Linked DNA regions of Homo sapiens: region 1 is linked to region 2. Evidence: read pairs that join two places in POLR2A ChIA-PET (ENCODE). Cell type or tissue: OCI-LY7. All regions are shown on one strand. Links, peaks and the distances in the headings refer to the core of each region. The heading gives the core; the rest is flanking DNA. Region 1 holds the start of SF3B4 (splicing factor 3b subunit 4). Region 2 overlaps VPS45 (vacuolar protein sorting 45 homolog).

Evidence for each region. ChIA-PET counts read pairs that join two places held together with the same protein. Peaks named below come from ENCODE experiments on the same cell type or tissue, not always from the same donor. Only the 100,000 strongest peaks of a DNase experiment are listed, where the experiment ranks them.
Region 1: POLR2A ChIA-PET joins it to region 2 with 10 read pairs; 6 of 35 experiments call an interaction of 5 or more read pairs at or near these places.

Annotation. Positions count from the first base shown.
Region 1 is chr1:149,926,876-149,929,787 of GRCh38, reverse strand. SF3B4 (splicing factor 3b subunit 4) reads left to right here and starts at 1,985. Exons shown (of 6, transcript NM_005850.5): 1 at 1,985-2,062; 2 at 2,494-2,622; 3 at 2,870-2,912. The coding sequence starts at 2,029. It overlaps MTMR11 (myotubularin related protein 11), which reads left to right. Exons shown (of 17, transcript NM_001145862.2): 16 at 1-165; 17 at 471-1,137. The coding sequence ends at 659. RefSeq lists enhancers at 605-674, 1,809-2,188. In OCI-LY7, for the core only: no CTCF peak of the experiment used is centred there; DNase peaks (open chromatin) are centred at 1,477 and 1,927; H3K4me3 peaks cover 2,201 bases; H3K27ac peaks cover 1,711 bases.
Region 2 is chr1:150,141,219-150,144,130 of GRCh38, reverse strand. The region is part of intron 14 of VPS45 (vacuolar protein sorting 45 homolog); the gene reads right to left. Among named protein-coding and RNA genes, the nearest start is that of PLEKHO1, 7.2 kb to the left of the region's middle. In OCI-LY7, for the core only: no CTCF peak of the experiment used is centred there; no DNase peak of the experiment used is centred there.

The DNA.
Region 1 (2,912 bases), core at 373-2,872, 210 kb after region 2:
CCTCGACCTGCTATCTCCTCTGAAAGCCTGGCTGACCAGGAATGGGGTCTCCCCTCACATTGGGGAGCTTGCCCTTTACCTCCAGGGCTGCTGCTGCCTGGGTATCTGGGACCCCAGATCAGGCTCTGGAGACGCTGCTACCTGAGGGGAAGGCCTGAGGTCCAGGTAAGAAGGGAAAATAGACTGGGAGTGGGACAAGGGACTTGACTCTGCTGAACCAGATGAACAGGAGCTGGAAAGGCAAGGAGCTGAAGCCTCTGGGAGTCTGGGAAGTGAAGTTCTACTCCTCTTGGCATCAAACAAGGTTTGGGAGTGTAGGAGGTGCGGGAAAGTGCTTGTGGCTTAGATTAAGTGGAATTTAGGGCATAGCTGAAAGGGGAAACAGAATTAAAGACACCAGAAGTAGCAGAGAAGCAGGGGGCCAGAGCTACAACAGTATTCTTCTCTGTTCCTCTTTGCCTCCTCCCCAGATGGGCCTCTCAGCTCCCACAATCTCTGGCCTCCAGGATGAGCTATCCCATCTTCAGGAGTTATTACGGAAATGGACACCAAGAATATCTCCTGAGGATCACTCCAAGAAAAGAGATCCACATACCATTCTCAATCCCACTGAAATTGCTGGCATTCTCAAAGGCAGGGCAGAGGGGGATCTGGGGTAGAGGAGGGTTCTGTCTAATCTTTTTTTTTTTTTTTTGTATCTGCACTTGCAGCCTCAGCTTTCACACTTCAGCCCTTAAGTTCACTAAGAAGGTCTGAGTTTCTGCTGCAGATAGTGGTGTTAACTGCTCCAACTCTTGTCTTGCTTAGTTTCTACAAATATTTTTGCTTCTTGTCATTTGAAGGATTAAGAAACAAAAACAATCCAGAAATTGATCGGTTTTTTTAGGCCAATCCCATCCCTTCTGGATAACCAGATGTTAAATCATGAGATCAGAGATGCTGTTCATCAGTCCCAACAAGATGGCCTAGAAATCGCATTCTCACCTCGCCTTGCTGCTGCTTTAATTCCAAGTTCTATTTCTTCCCTTATAGTTTTCTATGGGAATGAGGCGGATACAGGAAACACCCTATCTCCTCTGTATTTTTGTAGTGGAATTTCTATTTAAGGGGCTCATTAAAGCATAGTATTTATACACATTGCTGGCATTGTTTCTTGTGTTTGAATAAAGGATTCTCCTAGGTAGGAAAGTGGTGGGTAAAAGGGGTGTATGACCCAAGAGAGGAAGGCATCCACCATATTATTGCTAAGGAAATAGGGGAACTGGGTTTGGTGAGGCTCTGCAAAATTCAAGTGCAATTTGGGGAAAGGGTTCTCTTGTGTGTGTCTCCCATTTAGAGGCAGATGGGGCCAGAGTGTTCTAGAGATCCAGACTCTAGAGCTCCGATCCCATCCACCCCTCAGCTGTGGTCACACACCAACGCGGAGCAGCCCTCACCCTCCCCATGCAATTAGGACGAGGTGAGCGCAGACGTCACTCTAAGCTCAGACATTTCGCAGTCTCCTCCCCTGAGGGAAAACCAAATACCTCCAGCCCAAATCAGGGTTGTGAGGCCAAATCTGCAAGAAGGCTGCAGGCGAGAGGGAAGGCTCCCTCTGCGCCTGAAAGCCCCCAAGTCCTCGGGTTGGGGGGAACTCTTCAGCACATCCTTCTCTGGACAACAGAAGAAGAATCACTGTCCACAAAATATATTAAAACTGAAATTTTTGTTCTTTTAGCTTTCGAATTTACACTTTTGAGAGCAGTGTGATTCTTTCAAGTCTAGCAGTGCATTAAGAGGGCCTGAGCGTTTCCGTTCCGCCCTCCTCGCTAAGACAACTAGCAGCGGCACCTCAGGACGCGAGCCGAGGACTCTACCGCCCGACCCAGGTTAAGTTTCGGAGGCTCCTAAGATGGCTGCAGCCGCTTCCAGGCACCTCCTCTTCCGCGGCCCCGCCCACCGCTACGTCCGTCTTCGCCCCGGAAGTGGAAGTCGTGCTGAGGTCAGAAGGCGGAACCGCTGCTGGGAGACGGCGGGATCTCTTTCGCCATGGCTGCCGGGCCGATCTCCGAGCGGAATCAGGGTAACTGGAGGGGGAAAGTCTGGAATGGGCTCAGCGTGGCTAGGAGGCCCCGACTACAGCCAGCAGTGTCTCTGCAGGGGTGGGAGACTGGACTCCTCCCTTCCCCAGAGGGCGCGAGACCGGCCCTCTGCCTGTTGGGGGCGGGGTGGCCGGGTGCTGGCTGAGGCCTCTGGGTGTGATACTTAAGTCCGGTCCCCTGCTGACTTCTCACTCAAAAAATCAAAAAAACCCACTCACAATACTAAATTAGACTTCAGAGGATTCCCGAAGTCCTGGGAAGAGAGAAGTTTAAGGGTTTAAACTTTTTTTTTTGCTCCTGTCCCCTACCGCGGTCCCCAGTTCCCCTGGTTGGGTTCCATCTTCATGTTTCCATCACTTCCTTCCTTCCCGTTACACTCTCACGCTTGCTCTTTTTGCTCCCTCCCTTCAAGATGCCACTGTGTACGTGGGGGGCCTGGATGAGAAGGTTAGTGAACCGCTGCTGTGGGAACTGTTTCTCCAGGCTGGACCAGTAGTCAACACCCACATGCCAAAGGATAGAGTCACTGGCCAGCACCAAGGTGAGTACATGACAAGGGGCGAATTGCTCCCGGAGGGTCCCAGCAGTATTCACAACTGTTTTGGAATAACATGAGCAACCTAAAGATTTTTTTCTTTTAAGCCTCTCTTCAGTTTATTTCTGGAACCATTCTTAAGTAAAGTGATGTTGTTTCTTTCTTGTTCTTTGTGATTAGAGGGTAGATGAATTTTACCCCATTTTCAGTCTCTTTACTTACGTTGTTAACCTCCTCTTCTCCACTTTTCCAGGCTATGGCTTTGTGGAATTCTTGAGTGAGGAAGATGCTGACTA
Region 2 (2,912 bases), core at 190-2,689:
ATAAAAAAAAAATTAAAAAATAAAACAAAATACAGATTATATCCTGTTGTATACTCTCCCTTCTTCTGCTTTAAAACCTTTCTTTTACTTATGGAAAATGTACAGTTCAAGGCCTTTCATAATGTGCCCTAATAAAGAATACTTATATTCATTTTGTTCTGAGCACCGTTTAAAGCCATGTGTGTGTATATATGCATATATGCATGCGGCCCTGTCAAACAGATGCTACTATTATCCTCATTTTAAAAAACGAAGAAACAAAGCTATAGAGGGGAGGTTAAGTGACTTGCCAAGGTCACAACAGCTAGTAAGTGGCTCAGCTGGGATTCAGATCCAGGCTCTAGATTCTGTGCCTTTCAGCATCTTGCAATACTGCTTCCCACTTGTCTGTTCCATCTCTCAGAGTGCAGCCTCTATGCCATCCATGCCCAACTACTCACTGTTCCTAAACACGTCATGAGCTTTCCTACCTCAAGTAGTTATTCTTACTATGTCCTATGTTTGACTATTCTTTCTCTGCTGAAATCTTCTTTTTTTTTTTTTGAGACGGAGTCTTGCTCTGTTGCCCAGGCTGGAGTGCAATGGCACAATCTCAGCTCACTGCAACTTCTGCCTCCCAGGTTCAAACGATTCTCCTCCCTCAGCCTCCCGATTAGGTGGGATTACAGGCATATACTACCATGCTGGCTAATTTTTGTAGTTTTAGTAGAGACGGGTTTCACCATGTTGGCCAGGCTGGTCTCAAATTCCTGGCCTCAAGTGATCTGCCTGCTTCAGCCTCCCAAAGTGCTGGGATTACAAGCGTGAGCCACTGCGCCTGGCAAGAACCTTATTCTTCAAGACTAAGGATTAAAAGTCACTTTTCTGGCCAGGCATGGTCTCATTCATACATACATACATAAATACATAATCATAAAAGTCACTTTTTCTGTAAAGCCCTTCCAGACCCCTCCATGCTGAACTAATTACTGTTATTACTTTATCCCACTCCTATCTTAGCACTGTATAATTGTTGCCAAGACAGACTGTGAGCTTCTTGGGAGGTAGGGGGAAGTCTTACTCACCTTAGATCTCCAGGGCTTAACACAGAGGTATCCAATAAAGTTATGCTGAGTAAATGAATAAAATAGCTACCCATTGGCAAGACAGCCTTCTTTATAATATAAAAGTTATTTGGATGGACGGGTGCAGTGGCTTACGCTGTAATCCCAGCACTTTGGGAGGCTGAGGCGGGTGGATCGCTTGAGCCCAGGAGTTCGAAACCAGGCAGGGGAACATAGTGAAACCCCATCTCTATAAAAAATACAAAAATTAGACAGGTGCCTGTAGTCCCAGCTACTTGGGAGGCTAAGGCAGAAGAATTGCTTGAGCCTGGAGGCAGAGGTTGCAGTGAGCCAAGATTGTGCCATTGCACTCCAACCTGGGCGACAGGAGTGAAACCCTGTCTCAACAACAACAACAGCAACAACAACAAGTTATTTGGATGCTCAGGACTCTCTCTCAGAGCAGACAGATATTTAAAAGACAGAGGACTGGAGGAATGACCAGTTATTACCATTGTTTTGCAGTTTTATTACCATCTTGCATTGAAAGATTCTGGGCTTGGAGAATTTAAATTCCAAACTCCTTTGCAAAAGAAAAAATTGCAAAGTAGAGGGAAAGGAGTAGAAGCTAAGTTCATTTGTTCCTCTATGGAAATACAGACATCTTTGGCCTGGCTTTTTGGCCAGTTGGACTAGACACAATTGGAGGTCAGAAAACAAGTGTTAGGAAATGAGGTAGCACTGATTTTTTTTTGAACAATAACACAATAAGTCTTGATGACTTCTAGAAAGAATGAAATAAATGTGCTGGGAAGCCCTATAGGAATTTTATCAGGGGATCTTTGGTTCATTTCCAACTCTGCTACAAAGGGAAGAAATAAAGATCCTCCTCTGTATATCAACAAGACCCCACATTCCTGACTATAATGAGAACACACTTACTATTTATATTTACCAGCCTAATTTTGTTTCCTAGGGCCACTATGACTTAAAAAAAAACTATTTGGGGACTCTAATGAGTCATTGCTCAGAATGCTTAAAAAATTATGGCGAATGAACATATTGCTAGCTGTACCCCAAATTTAGACTATGTTTAAAAACAAAACAAAAAGAATAATTTTTCTTTCTAAATTCATTTTAAATCAATCTCACTTAAAAGCAAACTCAAAAATCCCCTTCTCCGTTGGTGCCATAGTCCAGTTCAATTCAGTTCAATTCAATCCAATTCAACAAATGTTTAATGAGCATCCATTATGAACTAGGTGTTGAACTAGGTGTACAAATGTACACCTTAGTTATGATTCCTACCTTAAGGGACTCTCAGAGACAGATACACAATCACAATCCAATATGAGTATAAACAGAGGCAGTGCCAGAAACTAACAGAGTGGATTAATGCTACTGCTTTTTTTAGTTTGTGCTGTCATCAAGGGTGTTTTCCTGACTCCATGTATAGAAGGAAGGTGGGTGGAAAAAAGCAGAACCCCAACCCTGATTTTAAAAAGTCAACCTTGAGAAGTCTTGAGTCACACACTGAAAAGCAAGCTTCTCCACTTACATCACTGGTAAGGGACTAGAGACCAATGTTTATAGGATTAAAAATATTAATTACTAAAATAATTCAGCTGAACAACTGTGTTTCTATTCCTAAACAAAGCTATCATACTGTAACAAAAACTATGTGTGTGTATGTGTATATAATTTAAGGATATGTCTTCCTCCTTTTTCACTATACTCCACAGGTAAAAATTACATGTGAATTTCTTATACCAAAGACACCAAGGGGAATCTAGAACCTGAATAGTGTTATAATAATTAAAAAAATAGAACTTGTGGGGAGCAGAAAAATAGAAAAAGACTTTCAGGAAA